Linked DNA regions of Homo sapiens: region 1 is linked to region 2. Evidence: chromatin loops called from intact Hi-C (ENCODE). Cell type or tissue: IMR-90. All regions are shown on one strand. Links, peaks and the distances in the headings refer to the core of each region. The heading gives the core; the rest is flanking DNA. Region 1 overlaps LOC105376076 (a long non-coding RNA gene). Region 2 overlaps APBA1 (amyloid beta precursor protein binding family A member 1).

Region 1 (10,388 bases), core at 927-8,926, 220 kb before region 2:
GTCTCTCTCTCAAAATATTGCAGTATCTTTGGACTACAGTTGACCACAGGTAACTGAAACCTCAGCAAGTGGAATAGCACATAAGAGGGGGCTGCTACAGGAATGAATTGAGAGCTTGCTTGTAAAACTCTGTGCTTGCATTTAGAAGGACAAATCTAGATTTTTGAAAAGGCATCTTAGTCCTAAAATCTACATTTGGCTACTCATGCAATTAACAACTCTTTTTTTTGTTTTGTTTTTTGTTTTTTTGAGATGGAGTCTCACTCTGTCTCCCAGGCTGGAGTGCAGTGGCACAATCTTGGCTCACTGCAACCTCTGACTTCCAGGTTTAAGCGATTCTCCTGCCTCAGCCTCCCGAGTAGCTGGGATTACAGGTGTCCACCACCATACCTGGCTAATTTTTGTATTTTTAGTAGAGACAAGCTTTCACCATGTTGGCCAGGTTGGTCATGAACTCCTGACCTCAGGTGATCCACCCACTTCAGCCTCCCAAAGTGCTGGGATTACAGGCATCAATTAACTACTCTTATAATAAAAACAAAGGAATTGAATTGCATGGCATTGGGTTCCAATTCAGGTTTATAATTTGAAATGAAAGAGTCCTAGTTTACACAGTCAAAAATGTGTCAGAGAGCAGTTTGTATTTTTCCAAATATGATTTCTGAAATGTCTGAAATACATTTTGTTTAAACAAGCTATGTCTCCTTTATTAGAATAGTACTGATTAAGAGCTTTTAATCTTTCAATCAGTGGACAAGCAAAAGTTTCCATTTGTTCTATTTCAAAAGAAATTATTGCTTTGCAAAGTAGATTTACATCTTAATAAGACTGTCGGTGGATAAGGTTAATCTGCTCTAAAAACAAGTTTTTGGGATCAGGTTCTAGGTTTTGGTCAGCTTTGTCACCCCGATGGACTGCCATGCCTACAGCAGATCCCCAACAAATATTGCTCAATTGAAATACTTCATCAAATAGATTATTTGTGTGAAGATAGATAGTGTTAACCATAAATGAACCTCATCTTTTTATTGCATCAAGCTAAAAATACTTATTTAATAGTTCCAGCTACCAAATACGGAGTACTTGAAAGACACGATATCATACTGAAATTATTTCTACAATTTAGGTTTATTGCTAGTCAGACTGACTCTCCTTAATAAAATAATTTTTCTATAAGTCTTAAAGAAGGGTGTCAAATTAATATTTAAAATAATTTCACTCATTCTTTTTTAAAAAAGGTTCATGAAATAACGCTTTTCTTGTTGAAAGAGAAGAGAGCTGTCAGCTCTGTTAGAGTCAGTAAGAAGGAACAATCCTTTCTTGGTATTGTTGTTGATGTTGGTATTGAGTTGTCACTGCCTTACAGACTTACCTAAGGATTGTAATAGTAAAAAAAGGATTATAAGAAAACTTACATTACTTGGTTATATTATTTGTATATGGTCTGGTGGCTCAAATATATATCAGTCATTAATGATAACCAAAAACCTATGGCTCAAATATACGTCAGTCATTAATGACAACAAAAATCTAACTCACTCTGACACAGATATAAATGGATATGGACTTTTGGGGGGCTGTGAGTACAATGTGGTCGGAACTATTCTTGGTCAAAATTAAATCTCATTAAAAATGTGAGAAAAATTATTAAACCATCTTAACTGAATTTTAAATATTTCATTTAAACTTTCTTGTAAAGAACATATTCATTAGCAGAAGATTAAATTTGCCCAAGTAACACAAAGTCATTTTAACTAGAGTTTATGAAATACAGGAATTTTAAAGCTAATAATTACCATGAGTCTGTACGATTTTGTAGCATTCATTATTTCTTGTGCATTAAAAAGTTCTGTAAGCCAGCTTTCCACCTTACATTAAAAATATAAGATACATCTGAACAGACTAGCTTATATTTTTAGTTCAATATACGTTTCTTTGCTAAGCAGCAGTAAAAAAAGTGGAAGCAAGATTTTTTTTGAAGTCATACTATATTCAATATTCATGATTCCTATTCATTATAACTAAACTGTAGAAGCTGAATGATTTTTCAGAATCTTTTCCCCAAAAGTATTCTATACTCCCATGAGAGGTTTTTTGTCTACTCTTTTTCTCTTTCATTAGAGAACAATGTTGACACCATTTTCATGATGCCATTTTCACCAGTTCACCATATGACAAGCTAAGCTTCACTACATACATTCTTTGTAGCATGGAGAAACCACAAATGCAGAATTCAATTTATCATGGTGAAAATATAGCCTGTTATAAAATTTAAAAATATAATGTTAAGTAAGTCTTCGTAAGTCTATCATACAGGAAATTTTATATACAGTGGCTCCCTATAAAATAAGAAAAGTTGGATAAATTAACGAAACAAAATGTGATTTAAAAATCTGAGCAACATTGCATGTATTGATGGTAATTTTGTCACTCAGTCTAAAATGGAATAAGGGAATAAGAACTTCAGAATTCTATATTACAGTTTTCTTTACAGTAATTCACTATATCATTAATAAAATATTTCACTGTAGTTTAAGCATATAAGTAAATTAACATCCCTCATTATAATACCTCACCAATAGTTAATAGTTACTTAAGCTAAAAACTCTATAGTTCCTAAATCATTGCTTATATGTATTAAATTATTGAGCAAAGAAACACCTCTATTATTTTATTGCCCAAGATTTTTTCAGAATTTCCTATATTGCTAAGAATGAAACATCTTTTCTGCAAATAAAGTACACTGTTATAATGCATACACAAAAATCGACTTGTGTTTAATTAGGAATTAGTGAATGACATGAAACAAATAAAAAACGCCTCAGTAAGGTCATTGGGTAAGTTCTGGATAGAAATCTCTGCTGTCTTAATGTGCTGTATGGTAAGTTTTCTTAAATGCCTCTCTTTTTTTAAGCTAAAAATCCATCAACTAGTGATTTGCGACTTTGTGACAAATTTCCTTTTTATGTGTACTTCAAATGAACCATTGTACCCAATGACAATATGACTTCACAAACTTGGCAAACATATAAGAGAATAAAGACCAAAAATTAAAAAAAAATCTAGAAATCAATCCTGTCTATAAAATATAGGACCCCTTAAAAACATGTAAAATGTTAATATTTTCTTTACATGTAACACAAAATTACATTTCCCATCCCTACTTCTAGCACACTGTAGAGTATAGGAGGCTAAAAATGGTAAAGGAAAAATATCCCAGAGAACTTAAGATCCTGACACAAATTTTTTGTTAATGGTTTATATCTAGTGTTATGGTTTGAATGTCTCCTTCCAAAAGTATGTTTTGGAAATTTAATCCCCAATGCAACAGTATTGAGAGGTGGGGCCTAAGGGTAGGTGTTTAGGTTATGAGGGTTCCACCCTCACGAATGGATTAATGTCAATTATAAAAGGGCTTGAGGTTGCAAGTTCAGTCTCTTGATCTCTCTCACCCTCTCTTTGCCCTTCTACCACGAGATGACACAGCCATAAGGCCCTTGTCAGGTGCTGGCCCCTTGTTCTCAGACTTCCCAGCCTTCAGAACCATAAGCTAATAAATGTATTTCATTTAAAATTACCCAGTTTGTGGTATTCTGTTTTACCAGCATAAACGGACTAAGACATCCAGGGAACCCAAACTGTGAACTTGGTTAAAGGTGGTTTCAGACTGGTGGTGCACCAGGTACCTGGAAGAAGCAAAAGCAAATCCTTTAATTAAAAAGGCATTTTTCATCCTGGGCTTTCAAGAATCCCCCAAAATATTTATTCAGGGATAATAAGCACAGAAGGCAGAAATATCATGAGCAATAAATAACCAAAACAAGAATTTAGGGAAATACATAAGCAAAGAATTCAGATATTGGAATTATTATATACAGTTTATAAAATAACTATGCTTAGTCTATTTGAACAAATAAAAAGATAACTCTGAAAGTATTTTCAAAAAACAAGGAGTTCTAAAACGAAACCTAGTATATTTGTAGAAAAACAAAAAAAGAACTTGTATAATTAAAAAATAATAATAAAATTTAAAACTCTAAGTACATTAAATATTGCAAAGGAGTAATTTAGTAAAACGAAAGACAGGACATATAAAATGATCCAAAATGTGGCAAAAAGAAACAAAAGTATGGAATATATGGAAGGAATGCTAAGAGACATGGAAAAAAGGTGAAAAATTCCAACATTCTTTTAATGTGAAGGAAAGGAAAAAGAGGAGGGTACAGAGACAATATTTTAAAATATATAGGCTGAGAGTTTTATAGAACTGATTAAATGCACAAGTTCTTTAGTTTAAAAAGCCTAGTGATTTCCAAGCAGGACAAATAAAAATAAAACCATAACTAGAAATGTCATACTGATATTATGTATTACCAAAGACAAAAGGAAAAATGTTAAAATCAGCCAGAAAAAAACAACTAGCAGATAACTTTCAAAGGAGTTATATGCTGATAGCTGACTTCTCAGCAGAGAAAATATGAGTCAAAAAGACAGTGAGATATTCTTCAATACGCAAGGGGAAAAAGACTGCCAAATGGGAATTCTAAACTCAGTGAAAATACCTTTCAAGAATAAGGATGAAGCTAGGTGACATCAGTAAAAATGGCGAGTAAAGACTCCAAAAATTCTTTCTGTACCTAAAAGCGATGAGCAACAGTGCAAAACTTGACAGACATTTCTGAATTTTTCAGAATTCTAGAAATTAATCAAATGCAAAAATATAGGAAATATTTATTCAAGAAAAACAACTGAAACTTGATAAGAACAGTGAGCTTTGTGTTGTTGTAACTTACCCTATTCCTATTCTTCCTTCTCAGCTATTCAGCACCTTGAAAATGAACAGCTCACAATCATGGTGAAAACCAGCAGCCTGTAGAGGGAAGAATGGAGCTAAGCTTCCTTCAAAGCCCTGTTCCCAGAGGATTGTTGTTTTTATCTGTTGGTGGTTCCCTGGAAGACCACATCCACAAAGTTGTCTTTATTTAATCTGACTCAGAGCTCATTCAGTGTAAACAGCCATATCCTTAGGGACTGCATTAGTCTTTCTTGCATTACTATAAATGAATACCTGATACTGGGTAATTTATAAAGAAAAGAGGTTTTGCAGGCTGTACAAGCATGGCACCAGCATGTCCTCAGCTTCTGGTAAGGCCTCAGGGAGCTTACAATCATGACAGAAGGCAAAGGGGGAGCCAGTGTGTCACATGGCAAGTGAAGAAACAAGAGAGGGAGGAGGTGGTGCAAGAATCCTTTAAACAATCAGTTCTCACATGAACTACCAGAATGAGAACTCATCATTACCATAGGAGGTCACCAAGCCATTCAGGAGGGATCTATTCTCATGACTGAAACACCTCCCGCTAGGCCACACCTCCAAGATCAGAAATTATATTTCAGTATGAGATTTGAAGAGGACACACATTCAAACCATATAAGATGCACTTGTCAAAAACAATTAAGGGCAATTGCCTAAAATTGTATACAATGGTTGGGGCAACAACAGGCTAGCCAAAAAGGTTAAAAGGAAAGTCTGGGGAATTAGACGTCTGTAGGAGATTCTGAAAAGCTTCAACATATTCTTGCAATCTAGAAGGAAGAGCATATATTTACGACTCTGTAAATACTCAGGAAAATCCTGAGAAGGTTCAACCCCTCTCACTTCTAGCTAAAATGGAGGCTCTTTGCAAGGAGAACATAAAGTTTAACTTTTTGTTAACTGCCTGGATGAATGTTGAAAGCATGCCACCACAAATATATAAAATCTCTCAGAAAAGACTTGGAGTCTTATTGGTTGCAGGCATTTAAGAAAATCACTATCCAATCATTACTTGATTACTAACCTAGCTAAGCAGAGACTTCACTGGCAACAAATAACAAAGAATACAGACTTTACCATATCAATTTGGAAAAGTTGCCAAATAAACAACTATCTACTACAATAAGCAGCAACCAACAACAGATCCTACAGAGGAGGAAGAATTTGATTTCCAGCGTTTTCATATTATATTATTTTAAATGTCCAAGTTTTGACAAAAATAATTATAATATATGCAAAGAAATAAGAAAGTATGGCTCATACACAGGAGAAACATAGTAAAAATAAACTATCTTGAGGAAAACCAACGGTTGGACTTACCAGACAACTAATTTATTTATTTATTTATTTATTTGAGACAGAGTCACACGCTGTCACCCAGGCTGGAGTGCAGTGGTGGACTCTTGGCTCACTACAACCTCTGCCTCCCAGGTTCAATTGATTCTCATACCTCAGCCTCCAGAGTAGCTGGGATTACAGATGTGAGCCACCATGCCTGGCTAATTTTTGTATTTTTAGTACAGATGGGGTTTCATCATGTTGGCCAGGCTGGTCTCGAACTCCTGACCTCAGGTGATCCACCAGACTCTGCCTCCCAAAGTGCTGGAATTATAGGTGTGAGCCACTGCACCTGACAAATAATTTAAATTAGCTAATTTAAATATGTTAAAGTAAGTAAAGAAACCCATGTTTAAAGAACTTAAGAGGCCAGACACAATGGTTATGCCTGTAATCCCAGCACTTTGGGAGGCTGAGATAGAAGGATAACTTGAGGCCAGAAATTTGAGAGCAGCCTGGCTAACATAGTGATAGCCTATTTCCACAAAATCTAAAAAATTAGCCAGGCACAGTGGCACAGGCATATAGTCCTAGCTACTCAGGAGGCTGAAGCAGGAGGATCATTTTTGCCCAGAGCTTTGAGGCTGCAGTGAGCTATGATTGAGCCACCAGATTCTAGCCTGAGCAACAGAGCAAGACCTTGTCTAATAAATAAATAAATAAACAAATAAATAACTTAAGGAAAATATGAGACCAATGTCCCACCAAACAGAAATTTTTTTAAAAAAGAGAAAGATAGAAATTATAGAAAAGGAACAAAAATCTCTGGACTTGAAAAGTACAATAACAGAAATGAAAGTTTCACTTGATGGGGTCAAGTAAAGACTGAAGCAGGTAGAAGAAAGCATCATGAACCATGAAGATAGATAAATTGAGATGATCAAATCCAATGGACAAAAAAATAAAATAATGAAGAAAAATAAATGAAGCCTCAGAGACCTGTGGGACATCACCAAACATAACAACATAAGCAACATGGCAGTCTTTGAAGGAGAGAAGAGAAAGGTGTAGAAAGAATAGTTGAAGAAAGAATGACTGGAAATTTCTAAAATCTGATGCAACTATTAATCAGCACATGTAATAAGCTCAGTAAAATTCAAGTAGGATAAACTCAAAGAGAGCCACAACTAGAAACATTATAATTATATATGTATATATATACAGATACATATGTATATATGTATATATCTGTAAAACAATATAATTATAATCTAATTGGCCAGAGTCAATAACAAAGAGTAAATGTGAAGGCAGCAACAAAGAAGCATCTTATCATGCACAAAGTATCCTTAATAAAACTTACAGCCAATTTCTCATCAAAAACATGGAAGTCAGAGGGCAGTGGGCAGACATATTCAAAGTGCTGAAAGAAAGACTATCAACCAAGAATCTCATCATCCAGCAAAACTATACTTCAAAAATGAAGAAAAAATTAAGAACTTTCCCAATAAAGAAAACTGAGAGAATTTGTCAGAGGCCCACCTGCCATACAAAAAATACTAAAGGGAATCCTGTAGGAGAAAATGAAAGAACACTAGATAGCAACTCAATTCACATGAAAAAATAAAGAGCACCAGTCAAGGTAACTAAATAAATATAAAAGGCTGCATGCATGTATTTTTTGGTTTGGAACTCTTTTTTATAAAATCTAATTTTTAAAACAGCTCTATAAAGGAATGATTATAGTCAATGTTGTTGGACAGATAATGTATAAAGATGTAATTTGTATGACAATAACAACACAAAGGAAGGAGAAGGAGATGAGGATCTGTAGGAGCAAAGTTTTTTTTAATATGATTGTAATTATGTTCTTATTTTGAATAGATTGTTATAAAATTAAATTTCAATTGTAATCCCTAGGACAATCACCAAGAATATAACTCAAAAAATAAATACAGTAAAAGGAATGTCAAGGTAATTTAAGTGGTATACTCTTGTAGACAGTATACAGTTGGATCTATTTTTAAGTCTATTCTGTCAATCTCTGTCCTTTAATTGGAGAGTTTCTTCTATGTACATTTAATGTAATTACTGAAAAGTAATGATTTATGTTTGCTGCATTTTGCTATTTGTTTTCTATGCCTTGTGTCTTTTTGTTCTTCTATTCCCCCATTGCTGCCTTTGTTTATGTTAAATAGTTATTTTATGTGTACCATTTAAGTTACCTTGTCATTTCTTTTGCTGTATTTATTTATTAAGATGGAGTCTCACTCTGTCACCCAGGCTGGAGTGCAGTGGTGCAATCTCGGCTCACTGCAACCTCCACCTCCCAGGTTCACATGATTCTCCTGCCTCAGCCTCCGGAGTAGCTGGGATTGCAGGCATGCGCCACCACTCCTGGCTAATTTTTTTTTTGTTTTGTATTTTTAGTAGAGACAGGGTTTTGCCATGTTGGCCAGGATGGTCTCGAACTCCTAACCTCATGTGATCCACCCAACTTGGCCTCCCAAAGTGCTGGGATTACAGGTGTGAGCCACCACACCCAGCCCTACAGTATTTAGTTTTTGAGTTATATTCTTGGTAGTTGTCCTAGGGATTACACACACTGCAGTTTGGCTCCCAGGAAGTCCCATCCTTAGGAGAAGGGGGAGTGTACCATATCAAGGGACCACCCCATGGGACAAAAGAACCTGAACAGCAGCCCTTGGAGTCCAGATTTTTTCACTGAAATAGTCTACCCAAATGAGAAGAAATCAGAAAAGTAATTCTGGTAATATGACAAAACAAGGTTCTATAACACCCTCGAAAGACTACACTAGCTCCCCAGCAATGGATCCAATCCAAAAAGAAATCTCGGAATTACCAGATAAAGAATTCAAATGGTTGATTATTAAGCTACTCCAAGAGATACCCAAGAAAGGTGAAAACCAACTTAAAGAAATCTTTAAAAAATACAAGATAGGAATGAAAAATGCTCCAGAGAAATAAATATCATAAAGGAAAAACAATCAAAACTTATGGAAATGAAAAACACACTTAGAGAAATACCGTCAAACAAGTAGAAGAAAGAACTCTGGAGTTCAAACACAAGGATTTTGTATTAAGCCAATCAGATGAAGGAAATAAAAGAATTTTAAAAAGTGAACAAAGCCTCCAAGAAATCTGGGATTATGTTAAACAACCAAACCTAAGAATAATTGGCATTTCTGAGAAAGAAGAGAACTCTAAAATTTTGGAAAACATATTTGAGAGAATAATCAACAAAAACTTCCCTGGCCTTGCTAGAGATCTAGACATCCAAATACAAGAAGCTCAAAGAACACCTGGGAAATTCATCTCAAAACAATCATCACCCACGCACATAGTCATCAGGTTATCTAAAGTCAAGACAAAGGAAAGAATCTTAAAAGCAAAAGCATCAGGTAACCTATAAAGGAAAACCTATCAGATTAACAGCAGATTTTTCAGCAGAAACCCTACAAGCCAGAAGGGACTGGGGTCCTATCTTTAGCCTCCTCAAACAAAATAATTGCCAGCTAAGAACTACACTTCATAAATGAAGGAGAGATAAATTATTTTTCAGACAAACAAATGTTTAGAGAGAATTCACTACTACCAAGCCAGCACTACAAGAAATGCTAAAAGGAGTTCTAAATCTTGAAACAAAGTCTCGAAATACATCAAAATAGAAGCTCCTTAAAGCATAAATCTCACAGGGCCTATAAAACAATAACACACACCTACACACAAACAAGGTATTTAGGCAACAACTAGCACAGTGAATATAACAGTACCTCACATCTCAATAGCAACATTGAATGTAAATGGCCTAAATGCTCCACTTAAAAGATACAGTATGGCAGAATGTATAAAAATTCACCAACCAAGTATCTGCGGTCTTCAAGAGACTCACCTAACACATAAGGACTCACATAAACTTAAGGTAAAGGGGTGATAAAAGATAGTCCATGCAAATGGAAACCCAAAGCAAGCAGGAGTAGCTATTCTTACATCAGACAAAACATACTTTAAAGCAACAACAGTTAAAAAACCCAAAGAGAGATATTATATAATGATAAAAAGGATCAGTCCAATGGAAAATATCACAATCCTGAATATATATACATCTAACACAGGAGCTCCTACATTTATAAGACAATTATTGCTAGACATAAGAAATGAGAAAGATGGCAACACAATAATAGTAGGGGACTTCAATATTCCATTGACAGCACTAGACAGGTAATCAAGACAGAAAGTAAACAAAGAAACAATGTACTTAAACTATACCCCA
Region 2 (10,388 bases), core at 776-8,775:
GGCTGCAATGAGCTGAGATTGCACCACTGCACTCCAGCCTAGGCGACAGAATGAAACCCTGTCACAATAATAATAATTGTGTAAAGTTCTATACACTGGACACTCAGAGTAATGAATAGACCGTGGGCATTTCATAGTCTCCCTGTGCTGCTCTACCCTGACTTGGCTTCCCTCCTGTCTCCAGAGGTGACCACTATCCATAATATTGCAAATAGTCTTTTTGGCTTATTATTTATCACGAAGCAGTATTTTTGCTTGTTTTGCTGCTTTTTCACTTTCTATGAAAGAAAATAAATGGATCCATGTTTCAAAAAACTACTTGTAAAGTTTTTGTGAATGCTTTTTATATTACCTAAAATAAGAGCAAAACCAGCACACCAACTACAAAAAATTAGGAGGACCCTTATGCTGTTTAAACATTTGTTCCCTAGAAACCTCACAGGATCTCTTTCTCCAGAGTTCCAAAAAGAGATCAGTACATTCATTTGCTTTATGGGGCAGGCTATGCATATATAGAGAGGATTTTTTTTAATGTGAATTTATTAATCCAAGTCTATTCTGCTGACCAAAATTTTCAGCCTGGAGTGAAGCAAGTAAAGTTGTTTGCGAAGAAAGGTCCACAGAAGGAGGGGAAACTGGTTGGAGAAGCAATCACTGCATTAGAGATAGGACAAAATGAGGCTCTGTCGTAATAGTTCACAAACTTGGGCATGCTCAGAACTATTCTGGGAACTTTTTCAAAATACAGATCCCTGTGCCTGCTCGTCAGGGCGGTATGGACCCAGGTGATTCCTATGCAAGGCCAGGGGGATGCACCATGTTTTGAAGTTCACCATCTTCATGTAAAAGTTTCCTGTCTGTCTTAAATATATCTAGGGGACTTGTTTTATTAATTAGACATTTATCTGAAGATACATAAATATGTATATAAGTACACACACATATACAAACATAAATAAATTACTATTTTTGTAGGACAAAAATGTTTGTGTATCACCAATTTCGTATTACCTAATAAGGCAAAGTTTCAAAGAAGGTGTCATAACTGGGGTTAAAGGAGAGGAAATATCACTGAACAGGAATGTAATGATATCAAAGTGCTGTTTCTAAGTCATCATGCTGAGTTTCAGGAACTCCCATTTCACAGCCAGCTGTCTGGCCTCTGCAGGCAGAATGCCAAGGAAATGGAGCTGAGTCTTCCTTTTCCACAGGACCCCAGCAGAGGCCCCTCCAAGAGTAATATGTGTGCATCACCAGGGACCCAGGCGCTGCAGCTTGGAAATTGTCAGAAACTGCTGAAGCTCTTCGCAAGAATACCGTTTTGCAGGGGAAGACATGAATACTAGCTATTTAGTGGGTTCATTTAGAGTACCGCAGCAGTAAATACAAAAGACTGGGACTAGAATCTAAAGATATCACACCCTACACTTTGGCAATGTAAAATCAAAATCTTAAGATGTTCAAAGTCAACAATTTTGTGAATTGTATTCTGTAAATACAACAATGCTGTAAATTGTATTTTATTTTACTATTTTTGAGACAGGATCATATTCTGTCACCCAGGCTGGAGTGTTGTAGCACAATCATGGCTCATTGCAGCCTTGAACTCCTGGGCTCAGGTGATCCTCCTGCCTCAGTCTCCCAAGTACCTGGGACCACAGGTGCCTGCCACCACACCCAGCTAATTTTTAAATTAGCTTGTTGCCCAGGCTGGTCTCAAACTCTTGGGCTTAAGCAATCCTCCCACCTTGGCCTCCCAAAGTGCTGGGGTTACAAGCAGGAGCCACTGCGCCCAGCCAAATTGTATTCTTCTTCTTCTTCTTTATTTATTTATTTTTTTTGAGATGGTCTTGCTCTGTCGCGAGGCTGGAGTGCAGTGGTGCGATCTCAGCTCATTGCAACCTCTACCTCCTGGGTTCAAGCGATTACCCTGCATCAGCCTCCTGAGCAGCTGGGAGTACAGGTGCACACCACCACACCCAGCTAATTTTTTGTATTCTTAAAAAAGATTTATGTACTGGGATGGTCTCTATAAATACCTCTCCCCACCCCAAAACAAGGGACTGCATAGGAAAGAAAATAGTTAAATCATAAAACCTATAACAGTGAAATATTATGCAACCACCAAAAGTCATATTTTTTGAAGATGAGTAACATGGCAAAAAGCCATCCAGGCACCCAACAGCTTAGTATCTACTGTTTATGAAACCCTGTGGTAAATAAGCATTCAGGATGGAGATCACAGCTCTCATGTGGAGGAGTTTTCAGTTTAGTGGAAGAGAGAGGGAAATAAACAGGCAAACAAAATGTGGCAAATGCTCAGATGGAGGTGTGTACTGGGGGCTCCAGGACTCCCAAAGACAGGCACCTAGCCCAGACAAGAGGTCTAGAAAGATCACAAGAGGATAGGTACTTGAACTGGGTGGGCGTGAGTTGGCCACAGTAGAGATGAAGTGAGAGGGGGTTTCTAGAAAGGGAACAATACACATGAAGGCAGTGATAGCTGCAGGGGCTAGTATTTGGTCAGCTTCAAATAATTCCTTCTGACTGGAGCTTCAGGTGACTGGGGAAGGAGTAGGAGTGAGGGAGATGCAGGGGCATGGATGCAGCTGGAAGCCATTATCCTCAGCAAACTAACGCAGGAACAGAAAACCAAACACTGCATGTTTTCACTTAGAAGTGGGAGCTGAACAATGAGAACACATGGACACACGGAGGGGAAAACACACACTGGGGCCTGTCAGGGGGGACGGCACACGTTGGGAGAGCATCAGGAAAAATAGCTAATGCATTCTGGGCTTAATACCTAGGTGATGGGTTGATAGGTGCAGTAAACCACCATGGCACACGTTTACCTATGTAACAAACCTGCACATCCTATACATGTACCCTAGAATTTAAAAAATAAATCAAATTTTAAAAAGAGATAATAACACTAGCAGCACTATCTTGGACTGCCCTCAATGTGCAGGAGCTCGTTATCCACTGTTGTGTTTTATTTCATGATTGTGCATTGAAGCAGTGGTAAAGCAGGATTCTGATCAGAACATCCCACTCCTATGCCTGTGCCCTTAGCTCTGCCCTGAGATTGCAGCAGTCGGCAGAGGTCAAATCAATGACAGCCTCGTTTTCCACATAAAGCAGTTAGGATGTGGAGACAGGGAGAAGTTCAAAGCATGAGTTATAATAGCCCAAAATGGGAAATGGCCTACATTTCCTTGCAAGAGAGAATTAAGTTAAAAAGTGATGTCCATTTAATGGAATATTGTATGAGCATTAAAATAATAGTTATCAACACTAGAAACAGAAAAAAATTTAATATGATATTTAGAACTTTTTCCATTGTCTAATGATAAATATTTGTTATAGAAATGTCAAAAAATTCAGAAAAGTAATAATTTAAAAAGTAATCCTACCATCCGAAACCACTGTTAATATTTTGGTATATATCTTTCCATCTATGTGTATGTATGTGTGTGTGTGTGCAAATATATACACACTCAAAAATTAGAGTCATATATTATTTAGTTTTGTACTTAGTATTTGTTATTTAACATTATATTGAAAGCATTTCCCTATGCATATTAAATGTTCTCAGAAAACATACATTTTAATGGCTATTTTTATAGAGTAAATAATTATTTAAATGGATAAAAAGGCCAGGATCAAAAATACTGGATAGACTTTTATGATACAGCGGTGTAGAACTGGCACAGGAAACAGATGACTAATGCTGAGGTTATGGGCAATTTCTCCTTTTCTCTAATGTGGTTATTTTTATAATTTAGTTTTTTAAAGATTTTCAACCCTTGTCATGCATTCATTCAACAGGTAACATTTTTTCCTTCATTGTGCAGTGTACAGTGTGAGCAGTTGATAATAAAAGTTGTGTTTCTGCTTGACATCCCACCCTAGGCTTGGGTTTGGAAAACATGCACGTTGGAGAGAAGGAAAGGAGAGCTGGGATTAGAATCCACCATCCACGCCTATCTGAGAGTGGGAGAATTACTTTGTCAATGTAAGAAGTGATAAAAACCGGAATAGACTTGTCTTATTAGGCTGACGTTGTTCTTGTTGATTTATTAACTTGAATTTCTTTCTTCAGAACATAGTCACAAACAAACCAAGAGGGAAAATGGAAGTTCTAATCATAGGCTTTGGTAATCAATCGCCGTGGGGATGAAATGTTATTTAATTTATAGCCTGTTCATGTTTGTATATGGCACTTACCATGTTATATGGGGAGAGAGATACACAATCTAGCCCATAACAGTGAAGATATAATGTGTTTGTTGGGTGAGAGGTAACAAAAAAAAGACAAAGGGGGCTATTCTCTCAAAGTGTCTCCAAAAGTTCCTTGAAAAAGCTGCAAACTGATTAGAAGGTAGGTTTTTTCCTAGTACAAAATAATTTACTTAGTCCCTTTTCAGAGGATCATTCTATCATGTTATATCTGTTTATAAATCTCTAAATATCAGAAAAAGAGATGCTTAAAGAGGATCAAACTATTTTGGGAGAGTCACTTTGAATTCAAGAGAAAGGATATATTACAGTATTACCAGCTGTCTCAAATATGATCCTATATGATCATGAGGATCCAAATAGATCCTTAACTCCCCCAGATTGTGACTTCTTTGTATTTTCTCTGGGAATCTTTGAACACTGGGCAGCTGGCCTCTGCAATCACACTGTCATTCTTTTCTTGCACATGTCTCCATCCTCAGCCACTGGAGGTTGTGTCTCACTCTCATGCATGTCATCACTGCCTGGCACAGAGTCGGCACTCAGTACACTTTATATTAAAGTGAATACTTCCATCGCATAAAGCAAGTGACTGTTATTAAAATGTGTTCAGTAGCCTTTAGGTCCTAAACTCTGGGCAAGTTCTCATTGCTCCAGATGACTCCTGCACCACCTCTCTTTTGCTAGAAGGAGAAGCAATGAGTTAAGTGCCTTCTCAAGCTTCTTAGATCCCTGATTAATATTCTCTGATTCTCTGTCTTGGAATGCATTTAAAATCTCTGCCTCGATTCTGACCTACCTGGCATGGGAACAAGAATTTACAATGTTACTCACCCACAATGAAGATTACATGCCTGGCAATTTGATTTAATTATTTGTGGAGCTTAATTCAGGCTGTTCATATCTGCCTAGGCAGGAAAAAAAAAACTCTAGCAAGTTTTTGGGCCATTTTTGAATCAGTATTATTGCAGAAGAAGGCAAGAAATTTTTTTCCATTTTAAGCCTGGCATTCACCCCTATAACAGAGTTTATTTCACAAGAAGAATGTTAAGTCTTGCAGACAAAGTTTTCTGTTTCTTCATGTTAGTAGAAATGTGTAACGTTGCCTCAGTCACCTTCAACCATATGCATAAGAGAAGTAGATATTTTTTTGAGGGTTTCTCAGTCTCGGCACCATTGGCATTTGGGGCTGGACAATTCTTTGTGTGTGGGACATTGTAGAATGTTTAGTAGCATTCCTGGCTTCTACTCACTAGATGCCAGTAACACACACACACACACACACACACACACACACACACACACACTCACACGTGACAACCAAAAATGTCTCCATATATCAAGGGAAGGGTGCAGGGGAGAGGCAAAATAGCCCTCCTGTACACTAGAATGTATGGAAATAAATACATACAAGACATTCTCACACACTCTCTCAAATAGCTTTGGCAAATTCTGTTTGGCTTTCACTTACGTGAAAATCACTTCTTTTAGAAGACTTTTTCAGTTCAGGGATGTGATGTGGGGTGGGGTGTGTGTGTTGGTGTGTGAAAAACCACACCTGAATGAAAAATGCAGCCTCCCTAGGAAGGTGACCAAGTTAACTTTCCTTTTCAGGGAAGAAGCACCACAGGAGGTCAAACGGAAACCCTAGCGGATGCCTGTTCCATAGCTAAGTGAGCCTTGCAACAAGGAATTGTTCAATATTCATTCTTTCACATTTCACCTCTTTTTGCTTTGAGCATCCTTTTCTGCTGCCAGACTTTGGGGACCTAGCAGCTTGCAAAGACTCAGCTCTTGTGGAAAGTCCAGTTTTTATATCCTGGCTCACGTATACCTCTAAAAAGCTTAGCTGGAAGTAATAGAGCCACTGTTTTTGAGTACTTTCTCATGCCAGTCACTATCCTAAACTTTTTCCCCACATCATTTCTCTTATTCTTTGCAATAATTCTACCATGTAGATACCATTAATGTCACAGTTTGAGACATGAGGACCCAGGCGTAGAACACTGGGTACACACAGTTGTTAAATGGCAGTTCCCTTTCTTGACCACTGTGCTGTGTTACCTTCCATTGAACATGTGGATTTGCTTATCAAGACCCTCAGATGACCACATCATAAATGATTTATATGAATGAGTTTCACACTTTTTATATGATCTCTTCCATTGCTGGTTGAAAATGAGAGGAGCTGGAAGAAGCACGGAAATACTTAAAGTTCCAGTAGAGGCAACCAAAGCCTGGGGGAAGGTTGGTTCTCTTCATGGTGGCGTAAATGTGATATAATGCATGCATTCTGGCTGTATTTTTGTAGTAATTAAATGGAAGATGTAATTAGTTCTCTTCTATTTTGAATAACAGATTAAGTCATAAAATGTAGAATGCCTGGCTAGGTTATTTCTTCTCAAATTTAAATTTTCAAAGGAGAGAATGATGCATCCTAAAGTGAAGAGAAAACTCTGGATCTTTCATGAAGTGCCCCCAACCCTTGCTGTGTTTGTTGAAGTGTGATCACAGGCCAACTCTGGTTAGGAGCTTTGAGAAATGAGAAATTCTACATAGGGCATGGGGGACATTCTCAGGAAGCCCTTGTGGCTTTCTGTTGCTCTTCTCTACGTGGAAAACGTTCCTGTGTCTCCTACCCAGGCAGTTTAGTAGTCCATACTGCAAGGAAGTGTAGACTGACCTTATCCTATGTCATTTCTCATACTTACTGTGTTTGTTAAGCATTTTTGGCAAAAGGTGTGACTCTACTTTTTGGGAGTGGTGATGGGAGTTTTCTGGGGATGAAGTCTGGAACATTCCTGGGATTCTCAACACAAGCCCAAGAGTTTTCATCATTTCTCCCACCTCATCATACCTGTGGGAGGCAGCACTCTCCTACACCCCTGGGGAACGAGCTTGGAGGCAGAGATGCTCAAGGTGGAGGGTGGGTGCTGAGGGGAGGGGAGTCCCCCACAGGATGTCCCGGACCCCAGTGCCATTTGAAGAAGGCCTGCACCTCCTCCTGACAGGCCTGAGCTCTGCTGGAAACCCTGCATTAGTCAGACTGACATGAGAGCGTGAGGCCCAGACCTGGGATTCAAAGTTAATGAGAAATGTAGAAAACTTGAAGTTGAACAATGAGAACATTTGGACACAGGAAGGGGGACATCACACACCGGGGCCTGTTGTGGGGTTGTGGAGGGGGGAGGGATTGCATTAGGAGATATACCTAATGTAAATGACGAGTTAATGGGTGCAGCACACCAACATGGCACATGTATACATATGTAACAAACCTGCACGTTGTGGACATGTACCCTAGAACTTAAAGTATAATACAAAATAATAATAAATAAAAAAATAAAAAAATTCACAGAAAGGAAAAAAAAGAATTCCAGTTACATGAATGACTCTGTGTTGCATGGCGGTGGGGGCGGCAGGAATTTCCTTAGCATTTGAAGAACCTCTCCCATCCTTGGCCATCCCCTTTGTGGGTGCAGTTTTCTCTGTGGGAATCACCCTTCTCTCTCTGGCAGGTGTCTGCCCATCTTTCAGGAGCTCGCTCTAGCATTGTTTCTTCTGTGTGGAAATGATTGATCGCTTCTCTGTGCTCTACGGAATTCAACAAATACTTGTTGAATGAATATATAATGCTATACTAGAATCTACAGGTTTTTGTTATAATAAGTGATCATTGTAAAAAAAAATTCAAACAGTACTGAAGTGTATAGACCATTCAGTTTTGAGTATTTCTCCATTCATTCAAGAAATATTTGTTGCACATCTAATTGGTGCCAGTTGGGATACAGGAAGAAATAACATGAACAGAGTTTCAGCCCTCACAGCCCTGACACACAAGTAGGGTGAGGCCGACTGTGACCAAACAGCAAGTGTATAATGCCAGATAATAACTGAAGAAATATAAAGCCAAGCAGGGGAGTTGTGTGTGATGGTGGGTGGGGTGGGGCAGGTAGGGGACAGCTGAGGAAAGGCCTGCATGTAGCTGGGGAGCCAGCATTGAAGACGCCTCGGGGACAGTGGGTTCATGTGGAGAGGGCCGCAGGTGCAAAGGCTCTGAGGAGAGAATGAGCTTGGAGTGCTTGAGAAAGGAGAGTTTTAGGAGAGCAGATCAGACAGGAAGCCAGGAGCCAAATCATGCAAAGCTTGACTGGCCATGAAAAGGACTTTGAATTTCATTCTGAGATGCGAAATCATTGAGCAGAAAAGTGACATGATCAGATTTATATTTGTAAGAGTCACTATCAGAGCATTTTCATCATCTTTTATTCAAACAGCATTTACCAAGCACCAATAAGCACTAGGCCCCATGCCAGATACCAGGGAGTGGCAGATAAAAGACCCAGTACATGCCTTCAAGAAACTTGCAATCAGGTGTAGAAACCCACCTACAAATAGACACCTACAGCACCCTGGGTTAATGTCATGATGGTCAGCGTGGTGAAGGGCTGCAGACCCAGGACAAAGGGACCCCAGACCAGGGCATGGGAGGCAATCCTCCACATGAGAATGTTGTTGATGATGTCCCTAATCTGTGCTATAAAACAGGAGTGTATGTTGCTATGGGGATATGCAGCACGGAGACCTACCTCAGTTTGGGAGAGTCAAGGGAAGGATCTTTGAGGAAAGGATTTCTAGATTTTTTGGCTGAGTTCTGGAGAATGAGCGGAGGCTGGCCAGGCAAGGGCCCTGCATGTGTGCAGGAGCAGGGCAGGGAGTTCTGAAGCTGGGAATAGGGGTGGGAACGTGGTAAGAGATGAAACTGGGTTGGTCGGTGGGGCCTGAGCAGGCAGGCCTTGAGGCCACGGTCAGGGCTTGCTCCTCACTCTGAGAGCCGTAGACGCCATCAAAGCGTTCTAAACAGAGGAGGGACGTGATTCCATTTGCATTTTAGAAAGATCACTCTGGCTGCAGAGTGCAGAATATTCTGAGAAAAAAGCAAAGACAGGGGAGGAGAACGGTAAGGACTCATGCCAAGGCCTAGCTGAAAGTGGACATTGTGGACATGGAGGGGAGTGGTGGATTGCATGACATGGAGGATGTAGAGCCACAGGACTGGACAATTGACTGGACGCGGAGAATAAGAGGGGAGGATGAACCATTGACAGCTGCCATGGCACTGCTTTTGAAATGGTGGAAATGGGATTTCTTGGGATAAATAATATAATGTGGAAGAGAAATGCGATGGGAGTAGAAGATTATGAACTCATTTGTGGGCAGTGTGGGACTGCCAGTAGGCAGCTGCCTATTGGGGTATGAAGTTCCATGGAGAGGTGTGATGCAGGGACACAGTCGGGAGCACTGGTGCGTAGATGATTAAGGTCATAGGAGCTGATGGGCTCGCTGGAGACTGCTGGCATTTAAGGACTGCCTAAGGCCTCTCACCAGCCGTGTATGTAAATCTCAGGTCCATCACAGTTTTGCTGAGGCACAGCACTGGCTGTGGCATGTGGAGGCTGGGGTCCGCACCTACACCAAGGCTTTTGGGCTCGGACAGGCACCTGGCTAACAGGAGGGTCCTTGGAAAGGTGGCATCCCAGATAACAAATGAGTGCAGGACTCTACCTGACAGCACTTCACATTTTAGATGTTTGGAGGTTTTTGCAGGTGAATAATCTGTCTTGTTTTCTGCCTCTTACTTCAGGACTAGAAAAAGTATTTTAGAACATTTTCTTCTCTTAGCTTTATGCCCTTGCTTATATGAGGAGCAACAAAGAAAGATGTGCCTTCTCTTCTTACATATTGTGCTGCCTCTTTTTCACTAAATTCACATTAGAAATAATTCACACACCTCGAAAGGATTACTGTACTATCATTCAAAATGAGCTTTTCCCATTTGGGTCGTTTCTACTTTTTGACTGTTGTGAATAATGCTGCTAAGAGCACTGATATACAAGTATCTGCTTGAGTCCCTGCTGTCAACTCTTTTGGGTACATGCTGGAATTACTGGATCACATGGTAATTCTGTGTTGACTTTTTCTGAGAAACAGCCATACAGTCTTCCAAGTGGCTGCATCATTTTACTTTCCTGCCAGCAATGCAGGAAGGGTGCCAATTTCTCCACAGCCTTGCCAACACTTGCTATTTTCTGATTTTTAGATAATAGCCATCCTAATGGGTGTGAAGTGATGTCTCCTACTTCTTT

What was found. Peaks named below come from ENCODE experiments on the same cell type or tissue, not always from the same donor. Only the 100,000 strongest peaks of a DNase experiment are listed, where the experiment ranks them.
Region 1: a loop joins it to region 2, with 2.1 times the contacts of the local background. A loop is called at or near these places in 1 of 110 quality-filtered maps.

Annotation. Positions count from the first base shown.
Region 1 is chr9:69,780,417-69,790,804 of GRCh38, reverse strand. LOC105376076 (a long non-coding RNA gene) reads right to left here. Exons shown (of 4, transcript XR_929910.3): 2 at 4,794-4,870; 3 at 3,579-3,686. Among named protein-coding and RNA genes, the nearest start is that of PTAR1, 26 kb to the right of the region's middle. In IMR-90, for the core only: a CTCF peak has its summit at 4,868 (motif pointing right); a DNase peak (open chromatin) is centred at 4,904; H3K27me3 peaks cover 211 bases.
Region 2 is chr9:69,564,610-69,574,997 of GRCh38, reverse strand. All of the region lies in intron 1 of APBA1 (amyloid beta precursor protein binding family A member 1), which reads left to right. Among named protein-coding and RNA genes, the nearest start is that of APBA1, 100 kb to the left of the region's middle. In IMR-90, for the core only: no CTCF peak of the experiment used is centred there; DNase peaks (open chromatin) are centred at 1,137 and 5,027.